Linked DNA regions of Homo sapiens: regions 2 and 3 are each linked to region 1. A link is a loop called in an ENCODE intact Hi-C map of the cell type or tissue named here. Cell type or tissue: PC-9. All regions are shown on one strand.

The links. Peaks named below come from ENCODE experiments on the same cell type or tissue, not always from the same donor. Only the 100,000 strongest peaks of a DNase experiment are listed, where the experiment ranks them.
Region 2: a loop joins it to region 1, with 2.7 times the contacts of the local background. A loop is called at or near these places in 4 of 110 quality-filtered maps.
Region 3: a loop joins it to region 1, with 7 times the contacts of the local background. A loop is called at or near these places in 7 of 110 quality-filtered maps.

The regions. Positions count from the first base shown.
Region 1 is chr10:75,292,206-75,300,205 of GRCh38, reverse strand. ZNF503-AS1 (ZNF503 antisense RNA 1) reads right to left here and starts at 3,823. Exons shown (of 4, transcript NR_038226.1): 1 at 3,555-3,823; 2 at 1,132-1,254. It also overlaps a transcript of ZNF503 not described here. RefSeq lists silencers at 4,943-4,992, 5,013-5,122. In PC-9, a CTCF peak has its summit at 4,491; DNase peaks (open chromatin) are centred at 4,795, 5,215, 5,585, 6,025 and 1 weaker place; H3K4me3 peaks cover 4,223 bases; H3K27ac peaks cover 5,854 bases.
Region 2 is chr10:75,354,846-75,362,845 of GRCh38, reverse strand. It overlaps ZNF503-AS1 (ZNF503 antisense RNA 1), which reads right to left. Exons shown (of 4, transcript NR_038226.1): 3 at 4,139-4,336; 4 at 1,168-2,225. It also overlaps a transcript of ZNF503 not described here. Among named protein-coding and RNA genes, the nearest start is that of ZNF503-AS2, 43 kb to the left of the region's middle. In PC-9, no CTCF peak of the experiment used is centred here; a DNase peak (open chromatin) is centred at 3,625; H3K4me3 peaks cover 2,036 bases; H3K27ac peaks cover 3,558 bases.
Region 3 is chr10:75,241,992-75,249,991 of GRCh38, reverse strand. No RefSeq gene overlaps it. Among named protein-coding and RNA genes, the nearest start is that of COMTD1, 10 kb to the right of the region's middle. In PC-9, no CTCF peak of the experiment used is centred here; DNase peaks (open chromatin) are centred at 4,451, 5,331 and 6,181; H3K4me3 peaks cover 554 bases; H3K27ac peaks cover 5,632 bases.

The DNA of each region.
Region 1 (8,000 bases):
GGAGAAATATCGCTGAATTCTTTTTCTCAGCAAGGAACATTCCTGAGAAAGAGAATGTGCCCCTGAGGGTGGGCCTCTAAAATGGCCCCCTTGGGTGTGCCAGTCTTCTATGGTTGAGACTGTAGGGATGAAATAAGCCCCAGTCTCCCATAGCGCTCCCAGGCTTATCAGGATGAGGAAATTCCTGCCTAATAAATTTTGGTCAGACCAGTTGCTCTCAAACCCTGTCTCTTGATAAGATGTTATCAATGACAATGGTGCCCAAAACTTCATTAGCAATTTTAATTTCAACCTGGTCCTGTGGTCCTGTGATCTTGCCCTGCCTCTATTTGCCTTGTGATATTCTATTACCTTGTGAAGCATGTGATCTCTGTGACCCACACCCTATTCACACACTCCCTCCCCTGTTGAAAATCACTAATAAAAACTTGCTGGTTTCACGGCTCGGCAGGCATCACCGAACCTACCGACATGTGATGTCTCCCCCAGATGCCCAGCTTTAAAATTTCTCTCTTTTGTACTCTGTCCCTTTATTTCTCAAACTGGCCAGCGCTTAGGGAAAATAGAAAAGAACCTACGTGAAATATTGGGGGTGAATTTTGCCCGATATCTGGCTGAATTTCCCCCGATAATTAGAGACAAAGGATGTTTTATAATGATAAAATTGTAAATACATTAGGAAATACCAATTATAAATATATATGCACTGAACAACAGAACCCCTAAATACGTAAAACAAAAACTCATGAAATTGAAAGGAGAAATAGATAATTCGACAGTAATACTCAGAAAGTTCAATAGCTCACTCAGTAAATGCAGAAAAAACACCTGACAAAATCCCATGCAAATTCATGATTTAAAAAACGTTATGGGGGACAACTGGATATCCATATGCAAAAAAATAAACTTAAACTCTTACCTCATACCATACACAGAAATTAACTTCAAATAGATCACATTCAAAAAGTTAAACAAGGCTGAGCATGGTGACTCACAACTGTAATCCCAGCACTTTGGGAGGCCGAGGCGGGTGGATCAACTGAGGTCAGGAGTTCGAGACCAGCCTGACCAACATGGTGAAACCTCATGTCTACTAAAAACACAAAATTAGTTGGGCATGGTGGCACATACCTGTAATCCCACCTACTTGGGAGCCTGAGACAGGAGAATCACTTGAACCCGGGAGGTGGAGGTTGCAGTGAGCCTAGATCACACCATTGCACTCCAGCCTGGGCAACAAGAGTGAAACCTTGTCTAAAAAAAAAAAAAAAAGTTAAACATACACCAAGCATGGTAGGTCATGCCTGCAATCCCAGCACTCTGGGAAGCCAAGGCAGGTGGATTGCTTGAGTCCAGGAGTTCAAGACCAGCCTGGGCAACAAGGTGAAACCCCATCTCTGTTTATTTAATAAAAAATAAAACATTTTTTAATTTATATTAAAAAATTTTAAGTTAAACCTAGTCAGCGCATGACCCAGCAATCCCACTCCTACATATATACCCAAAAGAACTGAAAACATGGCCACATAAAAACTTGTACATAAATGTTCATAACAGCATTATTCATCATAAGAGCCAAAAGTAGAAACAATCCAAATGTCTATCAGTATAGGAATGGATGAACAAAATATTGTGAATCTATACAATGGAATATTATTTGGCCATAAAAAGGAATGAAGTTCTCATACATACTACAACATGGATGAATCTTGAAAACATTATACTGAGTGAAAGAAGCCAGGCGTTAAAGGCCACATATTATATGACTCTATTCATGTGGAATGTCTAGAATAGGCAAATCCATAGAGACAGAAAGGAGAGTAGTGATTTCCAGGACTAAAGGGAGGGAAAAGTGGGGAGTGACTATGAATAGATATGGGGTTTCTTTTTGGTGATTAAAATGTTCTCGAATTAAATAGGGGTGATATTTGTACAGCTTTGTAAATATATTAGAAACACATAATTTTACCTTCTAAAGTGTAGGCTTTACAGTATGTGAATTATATCTTAGTAAAATTATTTTTAAAAAATGGATCCCAGACCTAAACGTAAAACCTGGTAGTCTGGGGCTGGGGTTGGGGCTGGAACTGAGTACTGACTGAAAATTGACTCAGGAGGATTCTTTGGGATGATGGAAATGTTCTAAAACTGGATTGTGATCATGGTTGCTCTTTATAAACTTACTAAAAAATCATTGGATTGTTCATTTATAATGGATGATTTTACGGTATGTAGGTTTCACCTAAATAAAGCTGTTTATAAAATGAATCCAGTGAAAACAGAAATCAAAACATCACATGGTAAACAGTTGGGGAGAAGCTGGGATGAGAATGTATCTTAAAAATGAAATAAAGGAGGATAGGAGGTACTGGGGTAATGAATGTTATGTTTCTTCACCTCTTTATGGGTTGTAGTTTGTGAAAATTCATTGAGCTGTACTTTTGTGATATATGCACTTTTATGTATGTATTTCATATCACAATAAAAAGTTTCTTAAATGACATGGGCCTAGGAAGGGCCATGAATGAGCCAATTAACGAGTTACAGAAGCTGTGAAGCTCAGCTGTGCAGCTGCTCTTGGGTCTCTGTGAGATTTTCTGCCTTCCTTATTGCCACCATTTTACAGTAATACCCATTTCTAGAGCTAGCCTGAGCAAGTTTCTGTTTCTTACTATAAAAGAGCCTCATTAATACATCCACAAATACAGCTACTGAAATGAATGAAATCCACAAATACACCTCCAGAAGGGCAGGGGATTTTGTATATTGCTAAATCCCCAGTGTCTAGAACAATATCTGTCACACAGTAAGGTCTTAATGTACATTTCTTGAATGAGTAAACGAATGAGCAGAGGAATAGCTGTAGAGGAAGGAAGGTGTAGAGCAAGAGACTTGTAAACACAGACATTTTTCAATGCAGCCTAGCTAGAGTCGGGGGTGGGGGTCAGAGGATGAATAATGCCTCCTGGGAATGTCAGGAAAATGTCACAGAGGAGGAGATCTGAGAGCTGAGTCTTGAAGGATGAGTAGGAGTTTGCCAGGGAAAGAATACAGGAGAGTAGGATAGACAGAAATAAACACAGATAAAATCACACTGTTCTGAAAGAGGCTGGCACTCTTGGGGATCCTAAGAAGGCTCATGTGGCAGAAGGGCAAGGTCACAGTTGAGGACAAGTGAGAGATAAGGCTGGAGAGAGAAACTGGGGGTAGATGGAGAGGCTCACCTATTCCCAGCCAAGACACTGCAACTGACTCCCGTAGGAATCACAGCCAGGAGAGAATTTTTAGCAGGGGTCAAAATGGCTTTTTAGGAAGCTCACTTTGGCTGAGGCAAGAAGAGTTTCTCCTCTGAGTTCATGGGCCATCTCCTCTGTTGGTACCTACACGTCCTCTCCTGTATGTCTCTCTCTTTCTCTGCATTCTCTTCTCTCTCTCTCCCTCCCCCTGCCCCATGTTTTCATATCTAGATATCTCTTTTCTGCCTGTGGATTTCTTTCCATTTTTCTCTCAAGACATCACTCCTTGAAAATGTCCCTCAACCCCTTCCAGCTTACTTGTGCCCAAACAGCTTCGATTCCATCTTCAGGACTCATTCATCTCCACCAGGCTGGAGTCCTTCATAAAGAAGTAACACAAGATTTCCTCTTGAACAACAAGCTCTTCCGGGCTTCACCAGTTACAGATGAGAAGCCTGGAGGAAGGGGGGGTGTCTGAGCCACCCTCTACTTGGCCCAGAAAGAGTGGGCCACCACCCTCCAAGACCTGCATGGATCCAATGAAGCAAAAACACCATGCTCTCCTCTCAGACATCCTGATGCCACTCACAACGTGAAAGGGGCCAATGGCTCAGAAGCCACTGCCCTTCCGGTCTCCTCCAGCAAATCCTAATACCCAGTTCTCATGCCGATGACCTTCCGCTCTGAAATGCTTCCTGGCATCCACCCATCCTCCCAGGGGCTGGACAACTAGGTCAGGGAGAAAACAGCCCCTCTACCATGCTGAGACAGGGACCCCTCTCCAGGACAATTCTCTTCCCTGAGACAAGAGGGTCAAACAGCTCTCCTAGACATGACCTCAGAGATGTGCAGCCAGGGCCCTGGCCCAATTTATTACCACGGGGCTATAATTAGGTTTGTTAACATACAGTCGAGTGTAGTCTTGTTGACTAGGAACTTAATCACGTTACTATTGAGTTCCTGTACGTATTGCTCGGGGTGACTGTTTTACTTGTAGAGTTATAGCCAAGCCCAACGGGAGGAAATTAGCTTTGGACACAAGTTTGGAGGGGGGTTCTTTTTCCTCCTGACTTTGTCTCTCTCTCTCCCCCCTTCCATGTGAAAATATTTAGCAAACAGTGACAATGATGAAAAACAGTAGGAAACAAAATGTTCTACATTAGTATAAAACATGAAAAATGCAGAAGGACCCTTAGCGGTACAACATGTGTTATGCTGGCTGGCAGTCCATTAGCTCTGATAGACATTTCACTTACCTAAGTCAAATATAACAGTCGAGTATTCATTAATATAAGAAGGGGCTGTGGAATCAGAGCTACCATCTGGCTGGGCCGACAGAATAATCTACAACTCATGATTAGGTCTAAGGAGTGGGGTTTCACTTTAATCTTTCTCATTGCTCGAAATTTCCATCTGCGCAGTTCGGCACATCATTTTTCTTCAAGACAAATGTGCTGTTTTTCATGTTCCAAAATTAGATCAGAAGAAAACGATTAATCATGTCACGGCCTGGGAAAGGAAACAAAGCTCCGATACTCTCCTGCTCTCGCTCCCAGCTCCCGCCCCTCCCTGGCCCTGGACGGTTGCAAGTTTCGCTTTTCCCCCCCTCAACCTCTGGGTCTGCGGCACAACTTTGGGAGAGGCCGCCGCCCGCCAGGAGGAGGAGGGCGGGACTGCAGGGAGAGGTGTGAGGGCGCCCCGGGGCCCATGAGGGGGCGCGCCCCTGCCTCCTCCTGCCACCCCTCCCGGGGGTCGCCCAGGCGGGCCCGCCCCGCGCCGTGCCGCCTGCCCCCCGAGTCGGAGTCGCGGGCCCGGCGTGACAGGAAGGGCCCGGAGCCCGCCTCCCGCGCGTCCCCTCCCGGCCGCCGCAGCCCTGTCTGTCAGGCGGCTCGCAAGTCATAACAAATCCCTGGCGCGGGGCTGAAGCTGAGCATTTGCCGGAGCGTCATGGGGATGATGAATGACCCGTAGGCCTTTGAAGTGCTCTGCCAGTTCAGCTGGGTCCGCGGTGCTGACAGAGAAATATACACAACAGCGTAACCAATAATGAGAACATTAAACATTCCTGCGCCGTGACAGGCTGACAGAAAAACCCGGGCCCGCATCAATCATCGCGCAGATAGAACCCTGACAGGCGGCCCCTCGCTGACACCCCCTCCGCGCGCCCTCCCGGGCCTCCCCCTCTTCCTCTCCGGGGTCTCCCTTCTTTCTCTCCGGGCTCCCCGCCGCCCCTCCTCTCCTTCCCCACCCCTCCTCTCTCTTCCTTCCCCGCTCCGCTCAGTGTCCTCCCCCTCCGCCCTGTCCCCTGCCCCTGCCCTTGGGCGACTGCCTTCAGGGCCTCTCAGAGGTCAAGTGAGGTCTGGGCCACGTCCGTTCTGTGAGGCTGCCCGTGCCTGAACAGTGAAGAGATGCCACCCCAGAGTGAGAAGACTGCAGTCTTTGAAATTCAGCGTTAATAATTTGTGACTTTTCACCCATGCAAAAAAATAATAATAATACAATCATTTACATGAAACCTCATGTGGAACTAGGATCGAAAGCCCAACGCCAGGCCCTTAGGGAAAGGGAGCTCCAGGGGAACCCCGTCCGCCCTCTTCTTTGGGCGAGGGTCTTTTGGAGTATCTTCCTGTGTGACTTTGGCAAGGGATCCTTTTCTTTGTGCCAGCCCTGGCCTCAGCCCCTTTCTTTCAGCTGGATTTATCTGACTGAGATCTGATGTCTGGTCTGTCTGAAAGGGAAAAAACAGAGGAGAAACACAAAGATCTCCTCCTTTTCCTCCACCAGGAAATGAGATCTGCCCAGATAAGGCATGTGGGATGGACTCTCACCCACTTCCCAAAGGAGACGCTGGTAACCTCTTAGCTCCTCCCCGGAGCCTCCAAATCCTCTCTGGACTTGGTTTGGGCTGTGTTTTTTAGGATTGAGCCTCTACTGCGTCCTTGTGAAGGTGGGGCATTCCCCCACTCCTGTCACATACAGACCACCCCTGCCAGGCCCACTCCCCACTGTCCCTGAGGGCTCAGAGAAGAGCCCTGGGCTGGCAGTAAAAGCCAGGGTTCTAGTCGCAGCCATGAGAATTTGGGCAAGTCCAGGACTTTCCTGGACCACAGCATGACAACAGAAGTCTCCACCTTAGGATGCTTACAGATCTCTTTACATTCTCCAAATGCAAAGGGTTATTTTTCCCTCCTTTTATTCTTGGAGATTTTTTTTTTCCATTCTTGGCTTTTGAGGAGAGAAGAAACTCCTTGACTTTCCAAAACATCATGAAAAACTCCCCATAACCTACACACACACACATGCGCACACACACATACACACACGCACACACACAGATGGTGAGTGGACGGGGGGGGCACTCTGGTAATCCCAGGACAGAGGGTGTTATGAGAAGTCAAACAGAAGCCTCAGGAAGACCAGTGCTTATGCTCTGAGGAAAAGCTCCCTAATGGACAGGACTCTTCAAATCCATTTGCATATTTGTTCAGCAGGGCCAGCTCAGGTGTGAAGAAAAGAGCATCTGCTGAGGCAACGTCTCCTCCTCATGGCACAGGGTCATGTCCCTTCCTTCCTGCCTACCTGGAAAGGCCAGCTGCACTCCCACTGGCTCCAGGCAACTTGTTCCACCTGTCCTGGCCCACAATGACCTTGCCCTCCTCTGATGTCCTATGACCCCTGGCCCAGATGAGCCTCTCACCTGCTCAGCTAGACTTGAAGCTACTTGAGGGCAGGATGGTGCCATGCTTTGCTGTTCTCTGGGTCACCTGGGACGAGCAAGATATCTTGTTCTGAAATGCCTGCCCCACACACAGCCCCCTTCTCCAACGAACTGCCCCTACAGGCCAGCTAAAGGGGAAGAAGACCTCGGAAGCCGTGTTTATACTACAAATCCCTAACCCTTGCCACAACTGATGGGTCCAGTATTTAACACCTATCCCTGCAACCCATCGGATTCTCTCTTCCTTGAACATCTGAACTCAGCCACAGGTGGTGTGGAGCTCTCGAAAGTCACATAGGGCTCGGGGCTGGGGCAGCCATTTTGAGCCATGTACATACATGCTGAGGAAGAAAAAAATACCAAAGCCAATGTTCACAAGGAAACAGAAGAACGAGGAGGTAGGCAAAAAGAAGCAGACACGAGATCCCAGGGAGACCACAAGAAGACAGCTTAGCTTCTGTTTCTCCTCCTAAACTGCTGGACTTGCCTGTTCCCTGAGGTCTAGGTATCCTGTTTCTTGCCCTTAGGTGCCTGTGGAATCACTGGCCACTGGGAAAAACATATGACCCAGGCCTGGCCAATCATTCTATCCCATCTTCCTGCTAGTAATGATTGGCCCGGGAATAGGCATGTGAACCATGTCGGACCAATCAGGGTCCTTCTCTGGGATTTTTGTATATTGATTCCAAAAGAGATATGCTCTTCAATCCTTTTGAATTGAGTATAGTAAGGCTAGGACCCCAGAGCTTCTAGCAGCATGGCAGCTTCTATCTGGAAGAAGCCAATGTATCGCAGGAGCAAATGACGACAAATCCCATGCCTTTTTCCAGTCCATAGAGTTAGTCAAGCCTGAAGCCCACTCCATGCTTGGCCTTCCCAACAAGTGAGTCAATGCATTCTCTTTCTTGCTTACTCTAAGTTTAGTTTGTTTTCTGTCTCTTGCAATGAAAGAGAGCCCTCAGACTTGTGTTCAGGGAACATGTCAATTTAGGAGGATTCACCTAAAATAAATACATGATTCTACCCTCTTTTTATGTATATGTACA
Region 2 (8,000 bases), 63 kb before region 1:
CGATTCCCAGCTGAAGCTGAGCAGTGGTTCCCCCACCCTCGCACAGGGCCTGACTCTAATGTCTTCTGATGGGACAAATTGGTGAGCACAACTATTAGCTGAGTGACATCAAAAGGCATTAATCTCTGGTTCCTGAGCAAGACCAGCACCACATTAGTGCCTCATACCCAGTCATTATTAAGACTTTAGCCCAAGGGTGTAATAAATGTTTTATGGCATGCAAACCAAGGTAATGGAATGCAAATCCCATAATATAGCCATACATTTATTTTCTAATGGAGCAAATGATGATGTATTTTATCTGAGAAGAGCTGCCTGATAGGGTCTGCTTGGGAAATTCGAAGTTAGAGACCCAAAGGGTGAGTGGGTGGCCCTGCTCTGGTGTGGGCTGGGGGTGAGCAAGGGTGGCAGTCACGGTGGGACTTCCCAGAAATGGTCAAGCCTTCATACACACAAACCTTTTGGACAAGCCCATCACCCTTGCTCTAGGTCCCCCAAGTACCGCCCCCCTTTTGGGGCATATACGGAACATTCTGAGGCTTAATTAAAACCCCTTTGCAGAGTGCCCCCCTCCCAGGATCCCCCACCCCTAACCAGAGCTGCATACCAATAAGCTACTCAGACAATATGAATTGGCTTTCCCAAAATATGGCCGCATTAAGGTGCAAAATGTTAATGGATGGAAGGGCGCAGGGCTATTTCTCCAGTGAAGTTAGGGCTTTGCATTGGTGCTGTTTTTATTAAGAAGCCAACACTGTTCAGTTGCAGCCCTGGGGCTGGTAGGGAAGCTGGGCTAACTAGCTGCAGCCACTGCAGCCTTGGGAAGGGCTTTGGTTGACCCAATGCCCCAGGTTTTTCTGGCTGCTGCCTCCCCAAAAACAGCTTTCTGATTATTCCAGTTGTCCAAAAAGTGTATGGGCTCCCTTTTAAAGTCAGAGGGGCTCTTCCTTCCCAGGAACCCCTTTAGTGACCTCTCTTTTGTCCTTCCCACGCCCAGGCACACAGCACCCACCTGGGCAGCTATCAGGCTCATGGGCCTTATACTGATGTCCAGAGACCTACTCTGTACCTAGATTTATGGGGGCATCAAGAAATCTAAGACCTGTCCCTACCTTCAAGGTCCTGATGATGTAACTAGGGAAAAAGACACACATCTGAAAAGAAATTAACAATGTAAATGATTTAATGGTCACCTGAGTGGTGTATTTGAGGAGTACAGGTTTCCTTGTAGGATTTTTTTTTTAAGGCATCCATTGAGAAAAAAGAAATGAACACTATCAGAGAAGAATCCTGATGGAGATACTGTTTTGGGCTAGAGGTATTGAAGACCCCTTAAGATAAAAAATGCATGACTTGGCTCTTCCCTCAGAGAGCTCATACTAGGTGTTCAATTCACATTGGTTTCTGAATGGCTTGAAAACAATGATATCCATTCTCAGAGGGCTGAGACTGGATCTAGAATTGGCACTTCAATGCTTGGCAGTACTTTTGATCTTCTAATATGCCCTCTTGTTTTCCAGAACAATATTGACAACGATAATTCATTGAAAATTTACATCAGACCCTGTGCTAAGCCTGCATTATTTTACTGAATTTTAAAACAACACTAAGAGGAAAGTACCTTTATGATTCTATTGAGAGATGACAGAAGAAACTAAGTCTCAGAGTGAGTCTTACCCAACTTAGTAAGAGCTGGGATTATAACTGGACCTCCCTGCCTGCAAAGCCCATCCTATATTGTCTGCCTCTCCAAATCACAGTAACAGGGGTCAGAGGAGTAAAACATTGTATTCAAGGACACAGAGCCTCTGGCTTCAGGCCCTGCTGTCTCCTGCACCACAGTGAGCAGCTCTTGGTTTTTTGTGTGTATTATCCCAGGAGAGGTCTCCCCACACCCAAGGGCCTGTCTCTCTCTCTACCTTCAACTAGTCTGAGGCCAGGAAGAATATCTTCTCACTCTAAGGTATGTCAAATCATGGTTGAACACAACTAAGATCTTAATAACAGTAAATTCATTGACCCAAATGGATTCTGAGCCTAATTTGAAGATTCTCCATGGATTTGATTTCTCTGTGCTTGGATGCTGTAGGTTGATTGCCCTTGAAGAATAGTTAGGCTGGGATGAGTTACTTGTTGGGTTCTTCTCCGGTTTGACCTGGTAAAGCTTCAGAACAGGCCTCTATAGAACATTACCTTCCAAAGTCTAGAGAATGGGCCAAGCCCACCTGTGGGGGAAGAAAGACAGTAGCAATCAACTCTGAATTCTTCAGGCTGGGTTCAGGGACAGATAGGGGTGGACTTCCAGCAGCCTAAGCAGGGCCAGGAATAGGGAGAGGAGAGAGGCACCTGGGGTACAAAATGTAAGGAGGCACCCACTCTCAGAGTCGCACAAGTGCAAACCTGAAAAACAAGGGCCCCCAGGCCGGTCACGGTGGCTCACGCCTGTAATCCCAGCACTTTGGGAGGCCGAGATGGGTGGATCACGAGGTCAAGAGATCGAGACCATCCTGGCTAACACGGCGAAACCCCATCTCTACTAAAAAAAATACAAAAAAACATTAGCCAGGCGTGGTGGCGGGCGCCTGTAGTCCCAGCTACTAGGGAGGCTGAGGGAGGAGAGTGGCGTGAATCCAGGAGGCAGAGCTTGCAGTGAGCGGAGATCGAGCCACTGCACTCCAGCCTGGGTGACAGAGCGAGATTCTGTCTCAAAAAAAAAAAAAAAAAAAAAAAAGAAACCTTTGGCAGCCATCCAACATCCTTAACCATCTTTTCCTTTCCATTTCTCAGCTCTGCGTTCCTTGATATTCTGCTTGGGCACAGACTAGCTGAAGGGAGACAGAGAGTCTCTTGGGCCTGGGTAATAAACACACCTAAAAACCAAGAGCTTCTCATTGCAGGGCAGGAGACAATAGGGGCCTGAAGTCAGAGGCTGTCCCTCGGGAGCAAATGAAGTGATTGGCTTCACTCTCAGGTTCCTGAAGCCTCTCCCAGGTGAAGACAAGAGGGTTACTAGCAGCTCCAGGCTTACTTCTGGCCAGTCCCAGGGGAAAAAGAGAGCTCCTCCTTCCCAGGAGCTGCAGCAATAGCTTTCACTGGCCCAGCCCAAGTCTAATGCCCATGGCTGAAATGATCACTGTGGCTGGGGACTAACCTGCCCTGAATGGTTAGCTCTACTCATGGGCTGACTCCTGGGGACCCCAGACATTCAACCACATTTGGAACCACATAGATTTAGTGAAGATGTGGGTTCTCCAAAGGAGAATCTGGTTGCTCTTGTAGGAGGGATGGGTGCTGAACAGGCAAACTCAAGAGCAGTCAACTCAACAGCCGGAGATGCTTCTAAAACTCTGGCTTCTCTGGAGGCCCACAGGACTCTTGCCCAAATCTGCGTTATTTGTGGGCCTCCTCTGTAGGCTTTCCTAAGGCATGAAATGCTTAAAATGCTTCTTGCTCATCTTTAGCCACCTAACCCTCTTCCCTAAGGCTCTGGCCAATGACTTGTGCATTACAGTCACTCAGGAAGAATTTGCTGATGTTATGAAAGAATGAATGAGGAACTGTGCTGGGGCTGGGCCCAAAACTTTTATTAACTGCAGGGTTAAAAGCTATCGAGGGTCAGGGGCACCACAAAGGGGCAGAGGGAGTGAGTCAATTAACACCTGCCTTTTTATTTCCAAATCGAATTGTTGCATGAGGTTTGGGGATGATGTAACCACTCTGCAGTGTTGGGGCAGGATTTATGAGCTAGGGTATGTGGAGCAATGGTCTGAGCAGGCAGCTGGTGAGAGGCACTTACCCTGACTGCCCTCACTTGGAATCCTCCCGAAAATAATAGCTGTATGATATGAAGGCATCTTGGCAGAAGGACCGCTGCACCCAGGGTGGACCGGAGCTGAATCACTTTTTCCTGGGTTGGTATGGAAGGGTGTCCAGCTCAGGCATGGCTTCGTGTTGGGAGGGGAAAGGAGTGGGAATGTGGCAGGGTGGAGAATGAAGGGGCAGGCAGGATAGCATGTTAGCGCAGCCTTAGGGCCCGGGAATGGGGACATGCGCCATTGGAGTCATCCTAGGTTGAGTAGGGACTGGCATTAGCTAACACAGGGAGTCCATTTGTTAAAATCCATTCATTGTCTCCTACCTGAGAGGAGCAGGATTAACCTCTGCTGGAAGTTTCTGGGAATGTGGTTGGCACTGTACGAACTCGCTCACCACTCCATGGCCTGCTGTAGGGCTCGGGAGGGAGGAAGGAAGGCAGGCCTCCCCTCCTGCCTTTCCCACCAGTGCTTGGGTCCAAACAATGAATTTTCGACTGGGTCATTAAATGCTGATTAAAGTACTGGAGAAAAGAACAAAAGAAAAAACCAACATCAAGTGTTGTATGTACATACACGCTCTCACCCCAGGCCCCCCTTTCCCTTTCTCAAGCTGCCTCAAAGTTCGTTCCAACCCTCCATTGGAAATGCTATAAAAGGCCAGGTTAATTAAGTCCTATATATTACCAGCACAAACACTTCCAACTTTATTCCGGTGGCTCGGTGAGTGAGGAGGAGGCCGGGCAAGGTCCAGGCAGCTCAGGGTAATAAAACAGAAGACTCAATTACCTTGTACATTTGCAGTTTTATAAAATCATTTAAAGTTCTGCCAATGAAAAGCACAGTGGAGAGGCACTGGAATTCTGACATCCAGCAAAAGCTTAGGGAACCAGGATTCCCTTAGAGTTGTCACAGATAGCAAAGTCATCCTGGCCATCTCCCTCTTCCCTGGGCAGGAAAGTTCTCTCCATAGAGTGGCCCACGGCAAAATATGGAGGAAGGAAAAAAGGAAAGGGACTCTCCAATGGTGCACTGAGCACCCACTGGGTCTGGAGGGCTGTGCTAGTGCCTTACATAACTCACTGGGGTAGGTATTATCCCCATTTCCAGATGAGGAGACTCAGGCTGCAGAATGAGTCTTTGGTGTCTAACCAAGAGAGACCCAACACCCAGAGCCTGTGCGCCTCGCCTGTTATATTCCAATTCCTGCCCCTCCCTTTAAGCTACCAGGCCTGCTAGCTGCATATCATGGCCCAATATTAGAGGACAGTCTCTGGAGCCCATGGGCCTGGATTCAAATCCCAATTCTACCACATCTTAGCTGTGTGCTCTTGGGCAAATTACTTAACATCTCTGGGCCTTAGAGAAATTACTTTCCTCATTTGCGCCATTCAATCTGCTAACAATGCCATCAGAAAGGTACTAATATCATTTTCACAATGCTGCATAAAATGCTTGGAGTCCAGAATATGATATATATTGGTTATTATTGTGATTAGTTATTTTCTTTCTTTTTGAGACAGAGTCTCGCTCTGTTGCCCAGGCTGGAATGCAGTGATGCCATCGTGGCTCTCTGTAGCCCCAACCTCCTGGGCTCAAGCAATCCTCCCACTTCAACCTCCCGAGTAGCTGGGACAACAGGCATGCACCACCATGCCCAGCTAATTTTTTTTTTTTTTGTAAAGATGGAGCCTCACTATGTTTCCTAAACTAATCTTGAACTCCTAGGCTCAAGCAGTCCTCAAAGCTCTGCCCCCCAAAGTGTTGGAATTACAGGTGTAAGCTACTGTGCCCGGCCCTATTGTGATTATGATGCTAGCTATACCTCTACTTGTCTTGACCCACTCATTCTGCTTTCCAGTATAATAGCCAGTGAACCAGCTATACAAACCATGCTCCTGTGCTTAAAAAAAAAAGGGGTTAGAGGAGTTCTCCCAACTTCTTTCTCTATACCACAGTGACCTAATTCACACACAGATTCTCCCATTTCCAAGTCTTACGGAAGGGCAGGAATCTATTTCCAATTGAGGAACCCTGTTTTTTCTTGTGGGATGAACAAAAACAAGAGCTATATATAAATAAAAAAACAACTTGTTTTCTTCTTCAATAAATAGAAACTGTTCGACACGCCTACACCTTGAGAAATGGGAGTAAAAACCTTCCATTCAACAGCAGCCTCCCGGGGGAGGAGTTATTCTCTGGGCTATAGCCACAGTGACCCAGAGCAATGTTTCCCAGGAGGCTGGAGAGAATTAAGCCCAAAGTTCTCTCATCTTGATAAAATCTGTCAGGGCCTCAATGGGAGAACCTGGGTGGGGCTGGGGCTGAAAGGCAATGCAGCTATGGACCACCAGGGGCATGAGGGGATAGCAGCTGGCACACGGTAGACTCTGACACTTGTGCTGACTGAATGAATGATGTTCTTACACCCTGAGCACCTCCCAGACCCTCTCACGTGGAGAGCTTCCTCTGAGCTAGGCAGATGAGCTACGTGATGTTTTCTTAAAAGATTCACTGTAGGCTGGGGGCGGTGGCTCACGCCTGTAATCCCAGCACTTTGGGAGGCTGAGGCAGGCGGATCACGAGGTCAGGAGATCGAGACCATCCTGGCTAACATGGTGAAACCACATCTCTACTAAAAATACAAAAAATTAGCCAGGCTGGTGGCAGGTGCGTGTAGTCCCAGCTACTTGGGAGGCTGAGGCAGGAGAATGGCGTGAACCTGAAAGGCAGAGCTTGCAGTAAGCTGAGATTGCGCCACTGCACTCCAGCCTGGGCGACAGAGTGAGACTCCATCTCAAAAAAATAAATACATAAAATTTTAAAAAAGGTTCACTATAGTATCTCCAGTGCCACCCCCTTTTCTAGAATCTTGACATCCCCACTCCTTGAAATTGGGCAGAACTTGCAAATGAAACGTAGCAGATGTGATGCTGCACTACTGGCAAAGCTAAATCCTAAGAGGTAATGTGGCTTTCACTTGTCACTCTCTCCTGGGAACCTGGCTGCCATACTGTGAGGAAGCTCAAGCTATCTGGAGAGGCCACACACAAGATATTCTGGCCCAGAGTCCCATCTAAGGTCTCAGCTGACAGCCAGCCCCATCCACCAGACACATGAGTGAACAAGCCTTCTGATGATGCCAGCCCACAAAAGTTGAGTCACCTTCAGCCTTCGAATCTTCCAGCTGAGGCCCATATGCTGTGGAGCAGAGACAAAGCTTCCCTGCTGTACCCCATCTGAATTCCAGACCCATAGAACCTATAAACATAATAAATGGTTGTTTTACACCACTAAATTTGGGGTAATTTCTAACCCAGCAATACATAACCAGGATAGCCAAATGTACCTTTCAATGCCAGGTTCAGTTCTGGGGACAGCTGTGTAAGAAGATCATTGACCAACTGAAGAAATTCCCAAGCACTGTTATCAGGGGAGAGGGGCCTGGAACTCTGACCTAGATGTTGATGGCTAGATGGGAGTGGAGGGTGGGGAGGACTCAGTCATGACCCTCCTATTCCTGAGAGATGAGTAGCCTTGTTCTGGGGCAGCAGGGAGGTATCGTGGGAAGAGAACAGGCTTCAGACAGGGATCCTAGTGTCTCTCTTGCAGGACACTTGCGCAGATTAAATAAGTGGCAAGCTTGATGCAAGGACTCTGAATAAATAATATCATGAAAGGTCTTTCGATTACCCATTCCAATCTGCAAATAAATAGGAGGTTTTTATTTTAAAAAGAAAAAAAGGTGCTGTAGGTTGTCGCCTCTGATTTAAGGAGGGGAAGGAAGATTAAAACCTAACTCTCCTTGTCTCAAGGTTTTAACGTGTAGAAAATAGGCATAAGGAGGAGGATGTGGATTGAAGCTTTGGCTTCACGAATAGCAGCAGATGGCTGGGCACCGTGGCTCATGCCTGTAATCCCAGCACTTTGGGGGGCCAAGGCGGGCAAATCATTTGAGGTCAGGAGTTTGAGACCAACCTGACCAACATGGCGGAACCCTGTCTCTACTAAAAATACAAAAAAAAAAGTTAGCTGGGCGTGGTGGCACATGCCTGTAGTCCCAGCTGCTTGGGAGGCTGAGGCAGGCTTGAACCTGGGAGGCAGAGGTTGCAGTGAGCCGAGATCGTGCCCCTGCACTCCAGCCTGGGCGATAGAGTGAGACTCCATCTCAAAAAAACAAAACAAAAC
Region 3 (8,000 bases), 50 kb after region 1:
TACAATTCAGTGTGATAAGGACAGTTGATTCCATTTGGAATGCTTTGGGCTGCAAATAGCAGAAGAGTCAACCAAGACTTGCTTGAGCAATATAGATATTTAATTATTTCATATAGGAAGTAAGGGTCTTCAAGCTTGGTGCAATGATTCAGAAATGCCAGCGAAAACCCAGCTTCTTTTTATGTTTCTGCTTCACTATTCTTAGCTTGTTGTTTGCATGCCATGCTCTTTCCTCATGGTTGAAAGCTAGCTGCTGCAGCCAGCCCAAGGTATCACATCCAAGAAAAGGAGAGGAAGGCTGGGCGCAGTGGGTCACGCCTGTAATCCTAGCACTTTGGGAGGCCAAGGTGGGCAGATCGCTTGAGGTCAGGAGTTCGAGACCAGCCTGGCCAACATGGTGAAACCCCGTCTCTACTAAAAATACAAAAATCAGCTGGGCATGGTGTTGCAGGCCTGTAGTTCCAGCTACTCAGGAGGCTGAGGTGGGAGGATTGCTTGAACCTGGGAGGTGGAGGTTGCAGTGAGCCAAGATTGCATCACTGCACTCCAGCCTGGGAGACAGCTGTGTCTCAAAAAGAAAAAGAGAGACAGAAGAGGGAAATTAATAATAATAATAAACACCCCTTCAGGTGAAGAACTCATTGCAGGTGATCCAAGAACCCCACACTGAGAAATTCTGCCCTGTGGTGTGATCACCTGATTGGATGCTCATTCTCATCTCAGATGCTTTTGCATTGTGAAAACTCCTTCGAGGAAAAAGTGATGCCCCAGTGGCAGAATTCCATGTGCCTGTGGGGCTAGGCGGGGGAGGGAGAAGGCTTCCTGGCACCTCAGGTCACGTCACAGAACTTCAGAGCTGGAAGGGACCCTGAAAGATCCTCCTGCCAACCAATCACACAGATGGGGAAACTGAGGCCCAGGGCAGACCAGTGATTTCCTCACAGTCATGTAGTGGAGCCAGGGCCAGGGCCAAGGAGTCCTGGCTCTGAGCCCTGTTGGTGCTCTGGGGCGGTGCTCAGAAGGGAGGCTTGGGCCAGGAAATATGGGGTCTTAGGTGGACTCCCAGAAGCAGACTCTGAGACCGAACTCCATTCAAATGATCTGCTGTGGAGGTTTGGAGGAGAAGGGGAGTGAGAGAAGTAGGGTAGGGAAGGGGGTGAAGGCGAAGCTGGAATGTGGTCTCAGCTGGAGTCCCACAGTAGCCTTATTCCCCGGGGATTCTGGAGCATAGAGAGCGTCACACAGTTACTCCCGCTCTTGTACCACCATGGAAGTCAGCCACAGTGTGCCCAGGTTTTGGCAGGCAGAGCGTGGCCTTCCACGTGGCGGTGGCTCTCGTTTGGCTAAGGACACATCTCCAGTGAAGGGGCAGCTGTGGGGCATTAGCAGTGACACCCCCTTCCCCCCAGCAGCTGGGGGACAGGTAACTGCAGACTAGAAGGAAAATACACAGGTCTCTTCCCCAGAGCCACGAGTCATCCCTGGTATTGTCAGCACAGAACAGTGTCCAGGGGCATAGGCAGTCCCGCCTGCCACCTCAGTTTCCCTGTTCATGAAATGGGCGTGCAGGACCAAGGGCAGCCAGGCTCCCTTCAAGCTCTGCCTTTCTGAACTCCTGGGATTCTGCTTCCACCTCTCCCCAAAGTTCCACTCAGGCCTCCCCCTGCCCCAGACTCCCCACTTCCCCAAGCAGGGGAAGAACCACTGAGACCGAAGTTGGGTCCCCACTCTGTCAGGCCTGAACCCCACGAATAGGCAGACGCAACAGTTTCTCGGGGTGTGTACCTCCCTTGCCTGCCAGTGGGCCTACGGAGTCAGTATTTCTCAAAATGTAAGTACAGAGACCACACCAGGCTGTCGGTAAATTCATTATCCCATTACGTGGGCCTGAATTATTCAGTGCTCTTGAGGCTGCTTCAGTAACCTGCCCAAGCACAGTCAATGCTGGTGTGAGCAGACTGGATGGAGTCAGGCCAGGCCCGGGGCAGGATGGGTGCCAGTGTGACGGATCTGGGCCCAGAGAGGCTGCCAGGGCTGGAAGGCACAGGAGGCTTTGGCTGGCAGGGCCTGGGCCCCAGGTGTTCCTGGGGCAGGGGAGGGGGTTGTGCACCAAAGCCCAGTCCTTCTCACCCCCAGGAAATCAGCAGGGTGTGCCTTTGGGGCCCCACTGGCTCCTAAAAGCCCAGGGACAGAAGATCTAGGCTCCACTTCTTCCTGGCTGCGTGACCTCCAGCAGGTCATGCACCCCTCTGAGCCTTAGTTTCTTCATCCGTGAAATGCAGCAATGATGCTAAAGTTTCCATCTCCATTCTCCCCTGTAAGAGTAGAGCTGATTTTTTCATTGAGCTCATAATCACTGGAATAAAGACCTTTTCTTGGCTGAGGTGTTGCTGTGTGACTAAATGCCAGTCAAAGGGAGGCAAGCAGGAGCTCCCTGTGAAACATTCAGCAAGGATCCTTAAAGGAAGGGGTGAGTCCTGTGCTGTCCCTTGCCTTTTCCCTGAAAACTGGAGTGAGGTGTAAGGCCAGAGCTCAAACAGCTATCTTACTCAATGAGGAGAAGTCACATGATGAGGATGGCATGTCCTCCAGGATAGTTCAGTGGTTAGGAACTGTGGGCCCTGAAACCAGAGGACCTGGCTTCAAATCCCTGCTCTACCACTTATAAGCTGTGCAACTTGGGGCAAGTGGCTTAGCCTCTCTATGCTTCAGCTTTCTCCTCTGTAAGACAGGGATAAAAGTGGTACCTCCCCCCTTACAGGGCTGACTTGAGGAGTAAGTGGGTTAATATGAAGCCTCGTCCCATGGGGAATAAGGCTTCATAAGAAGTGGCTGGTACACAGGAAGTGTAATATATGTGTCGGCTGTTATGATACCATTTTATTTCATTTATTTTATTTTTATTTTTATTTTTTTCTTGCTACAGAGTCTCACTCTGTCACCCAGGCTGGGTTGCAGTAGCTTGATCTCGACTCACTGCAACCTGTGCCTTCTGGGTTCAAGTGATTCTCCTGCCTCAGCCTCCTGGGTAGCTGGGACTGCAGGTGTGCACCACCACCACACCTAGCTAATTTTTGTATTTTTAGTAGAGACGGTGTTTCACCATGTTGGCCAGGATGGTCTTGAACTCCTGACCTCAGGTGATTCACCCGCCTCGGCCTCCCAATGTACTTGGATTACAGGTGTGAGCCACCATGCCCAGCCAACGATCCAATATTAAACATCTGCAGGGCTTCGCTGTATAGCTCAGAGATATGAGCCCCCCTGCCCCCCATGTCTCCCAGAGCCTCTTGTCAGTCTGGACTTTTTCCTCGGGTGAGTGTACCCCTGGGGCAGCAATGCCAGGGAGCTTTATTAAGCCAGGACACAAACAGCTTTGCCTGGAGAGAAAGCCCCTAGCCTGAGCCACTGGGGGCAGGAAGCAGAGACTGGGCCTCTGGGTTGGAGTCCACAGGAGGGATCCAGATGAAGTTCTTGGGAAGAGAGAAAGAGAAATAAGGTCTCCTGACTGGCCATAGACCCCAGACAGGAGTCTCCCCTCTCTGGGCCTCTGGGAACTGGATTAAATCAGAGGTCACAGCTCATATGCCAGCAGCATAAAGACCAATATAGAAAATGAGTGAAGTTGTTTGGGTGTGAGGCAGCAGGGAGTGGTGGGGGCTGGGGCAGGGGTCCTTAACCCATCTGAGGTGGGGGGTGGGGGGTGGGGCACCAGGCAGCCCCAGCAGACCTGCTCCGCAGCTAAGTGGGCCCCATGTAGGCAAATCTTTCACTGTTTCAAAAGGAATAGAAATTAAATCTGAATTCTTTGTGAAATCTGACTGTTTAGTGTTGGCTCCATTGAAACAAATAAAACCCTGAGCAAGGCAAATAAAAATCTGTCCCCAGGCCAGCTCAGGGGCTGCCAAATGCAAACAAGAGCTGAGAGGTCCCCCGAGCAGGGCAGGCTGCACCCTGCAGTCCACGGCTGCATTTCCCTGCATTTCTGCAGGGAGGGCATAGGCTGAGCGTGGGGGTGGCATGGAGGAAAGGGGCAAGTGGCTGGGAGTGTGTCCCTCCTGGGAGGCAGGTGCTCAGGGAGGCGAGCCTGACCACTCAGCACCTCCCTGCTGGGCTCAGGATGGCAGTGGGGGTTGGGCAGAGGCAGGGAGTCTGCCCTGCAATCTTCAGCCACACCCTGGCTCCCTGAACTTCAAGTTCTTCCTCTGAGAAACAGACGGAGTCTTTGGCTTCCCAGAGCTGATGGGAGGCAAGATGGGAAACCCTGAACTCTTAGGAATTGAGCAAGAATGGATCTGCAGAGGCCCTGGGGCCAGCCAGACCTGAAGGCAGCTCCTGCGTGAGGCAGCACCCCCGCCCCCCTGCCCTGAGGAGATCCTGCCCAGTGGTGTAGGTGGGGTTAGAGTGTTACTGTGGCTTTGGGGTCACTGTGGAGCATGTGGGACCTGTTAGATTGGATTGTTCATCCTGACCTTTCACTCATCCACCTGTAATAGGATTACACAGGTGGCCTTGCAGGGCCACCCCACAGAGCGGGTAGAACACACTCACTTACCCTGATACTACAGGCTTGGCCAAGTGAGTGGCTTTGGCCAATGGAACTTCAGCAGACTTGGCACGGGCAGGGGCTTTCAACGCACCTGTGTGGTGCACCTCTCGTGCTTGTGCTGCCCACCAGGCAAGAGCATCCCCAGGTCTCTGCTGCTTCCCAAATGATCTGGACCCACAACTTGAAGCAAAACCATGCCAGCTGACTCCTGAACCAGGAGAGAGAAAGTAAATGATTATTTTGGAAGCCACTGAGGTCCAGGGCTGTTACAGCACTGTTGCAACAGAAACCTGTTTCTCAGGCCCAGGAGAACACAGGCTTCCTCAAGCCCGCTTCAGCTTGCTGCCCGGAAGCGCCCACTCCACCTGGTCATCCACTGTCCCAGAAGTCCCTGTGACCCTGGCCCTGGGGCAAATAGAGAGACTCCTACTGGAGTGGGACCCCCAAGCTTGGATCCTACAAAACTGGAGCCAGCCCCTACACCCTGCCCGTGGGACTTTGGATAAGTCACTTCTCCGCCAGGGCCTCACCTGCAGAATGTGGGGATCTCATCTCACCCACAGGGAGATCCAGAGGGGCCATGAGACCCCACGGGCCTGCCATAGGGTGAGGGTGGGCTGCCCAGGGCTGGCAATTGGGTTTCTCAGGGAGGGGAGGGACTGGCTTGCCATAAATCTGTCTGCAAGGGGACTGGGCAAACTCACTCCTGAGGAAATGGAGGCCTCACTCATGCAGGGCACGATTCCAAAGTTCATTGTGGAATCTGCCACTCTAGCCTGAAGAAAAAGCAAACAGGGTTATCCAGCACCAACTCTAAACCATCCCTGTGGGCATGAGCCACACTGCCTGGGGACTGGAATAAGTTAGGACAGCTCTGAGCCTTAACTAAAAGGATATGTATACAGTTAATCATTCCTTAAACACAAAGGGCTCCATTTTCTCCTAGAACAGAGTGTGGAGGTAGATGCTGCTGATGTTGGTTCAAGGGCTTGACAATGTCTTTGAGAACCAATAAACCGTATTTCCTCTTGCCATCCTCACTGGTGTTTTTTGTTTGTTTGTTGTTAATCCTTAACTTTGTTGCCTCATGGCCACAAAATGGCTGCTATGGCTGCAAGCATTTCATCTTTATACAACTCCATTCAAGGTAAGAAGAGACTAAGCAGGAAAAGAGGATTTCTTATTATCAGAAAGAAAAATGTCCTGAGAAGCCCCCCTTTATCTGTGGCCAGGAACGAACCACACAGTCACCCCTAGCAACTATGTGGGTAAGAAAGTAGTATCCTGGGAAAAGGACTAGGATGGTTATGGCAGCCTGAGACTGATCATAGTTCCCCCACAGAGTTGCACATGTTGCTGCTTAAACAATATCAGGCCCATGTTGGCAAGGCAGGAGGAGGAATGGCTCCGAGCTGAACAGTAACAGTGTGGGCTGGAGGTCCAGGACTCCAGTGAGTTCTATCAATGGGAGTGGACCGGGCAGGGCTTTTAATTATAAGCCACAGAAGCCACTCAGTGGTAAAGGACAGATTCTACTTTGTTGCAAACAACAGAATTCACTTTGTTACAAACAGCAAGTTCACTTTGTTACAAACAGCAGACTCTGGGAAGACCAGAGAAGCAGGCTTGGATGATCCACTACCAGGAACAATACAGCCGGGGAGCCCCACCCAATCTCACCACAGGACTGTCCTAACTACAACACAGCTACCGCCACAGCCTGCCTCTTGGTAGAGGCTCCACCACAGCCACCCCAGTGGAAACAGGCACCTGCACCGCGTCATACCTGCTTGCCGGGAGATCACTCTCCTCCACGCCCAGCTAGCTCACCTTGCCCACGTTTACTTGCTTCCAAGTCTTGTGCATCTGATCGGTGGAAGCTAGGTCATGTGCCTGCAGGGGAGTCTGCAAAGTGTGTTTATCTTCTTTTGGGGGAAGGAGGGACTCACAATGTAGTCCCGTGTCTCAATGTGGAGAGATAAGTGCTGCAAGGGGGCCGAGCATGGTGGCTCATGCCGGTAATTCCAGCACTTTGGGAGGTCAAGGCAGGAGGATCACTTGAGGTCAGGAGTTCAAGGCCAGCCTGGCCAACATGGTGAAACCCCATCTCTACTAAAAATACAAAAATTAGCCGGGCGTGGTAGCAGGCACCTGTAATCCCAGCTACTCGGAAGGCTGAGGCAAGAGAATTCGCCTGAACCCAGAAGGCAGAGGTTGCAGTGAGCAGAGATGGTACCTTTGCACTCCACCCTGGGCAACAGAGGGAGACTCCATCTGGGAAAAAAACAAACAAACAAACAAACAAACAAACAAAAACAGAGCTGTAAGACTTTCTTTGTTAATTTTCAAAGAGCCCCATGAAGTCTCCACCACTGGAAGGTGCCTGAGAATCAGCTGAGGTGTCCGGCAGAAGCAACGATACCCAAGAGTGGCCGTGATATGCAGCCCTGGCCACCTCCAGGTAAGAAAGGAAAAAAACAGCACAACCAGAAAACACACACATGTAAGCCATCCACTGGGGACTCCTATTAACACCTACGTGCCAGGACAGAATTGAACCAGAGAAGCTGCATCACATGTACATTGCTGGTACATGGTGGATGCCTCCCAGAAGGACTAAATTTCCAAAGGATTCAGGAGCCCTGGACTTGGGCCCATGGTGAGATGACAAGCCTTTATGTGAAGCTGAGACAGAGACAGTTTCACATATTGGCTCTGCCACCTATGTTCCTTGATGGCTGGGATCTTGGTGTGCACATCTGGAAGATGGAGACCATGCTAGCTCCCTTAGAGAGTTGCTGAGAGGAACAGTCCCACCACCCAGTGCATTATGCAGGAGCAAGGACCATGTATTTAAATGTCTAATACCAGCACTTCTCAAGGATGGGGGACGGGATGGAGGTGGTGCATTTTCACCCTTCCAATCATCCCAAGCAGTTAGAGGCTGGGGCAGGCAGTATTTTGACCCCATAATCTCTGCCACCAATGTCACTCCCTTGTTTGTGTTGTTTGGTTATTTTGTTTTGTTTGAGACATTGTCTCACTCTGTCGCCCAGGGAGGAGTGCAGTGGCACCATTTCGGCTCACTGCAACCTCTGCCTCCTGGGTCCAAGCAATTCTGATGCCTCAGCATCCCGAGTAACTGGGATTACAGGCGTGCACCACCACGATTGGCTAATTTTTGTATTTTTAGTAGAGACAGGTTTCGCCATGTTGCCCAGGCTGGTCTCGAACTTCTGAGCACAAGTGATCCATGTGCTTTAGCCTCCCAACGTGCTGGGATTACAGGCATGAGCCACTGCACCTGGCCTGTTTTTTGTTTTTTGAGACAGGGTCTCGCTCTGTCACCCAGGCTTGAGTGTAGTGGTGTAGCCACAGCTCACTGCAGCCTCGACCTCCCAGGCTCAAACAATCCTCCCACTTCACTTCCCAGGCTCAAGCAATCCTCCCA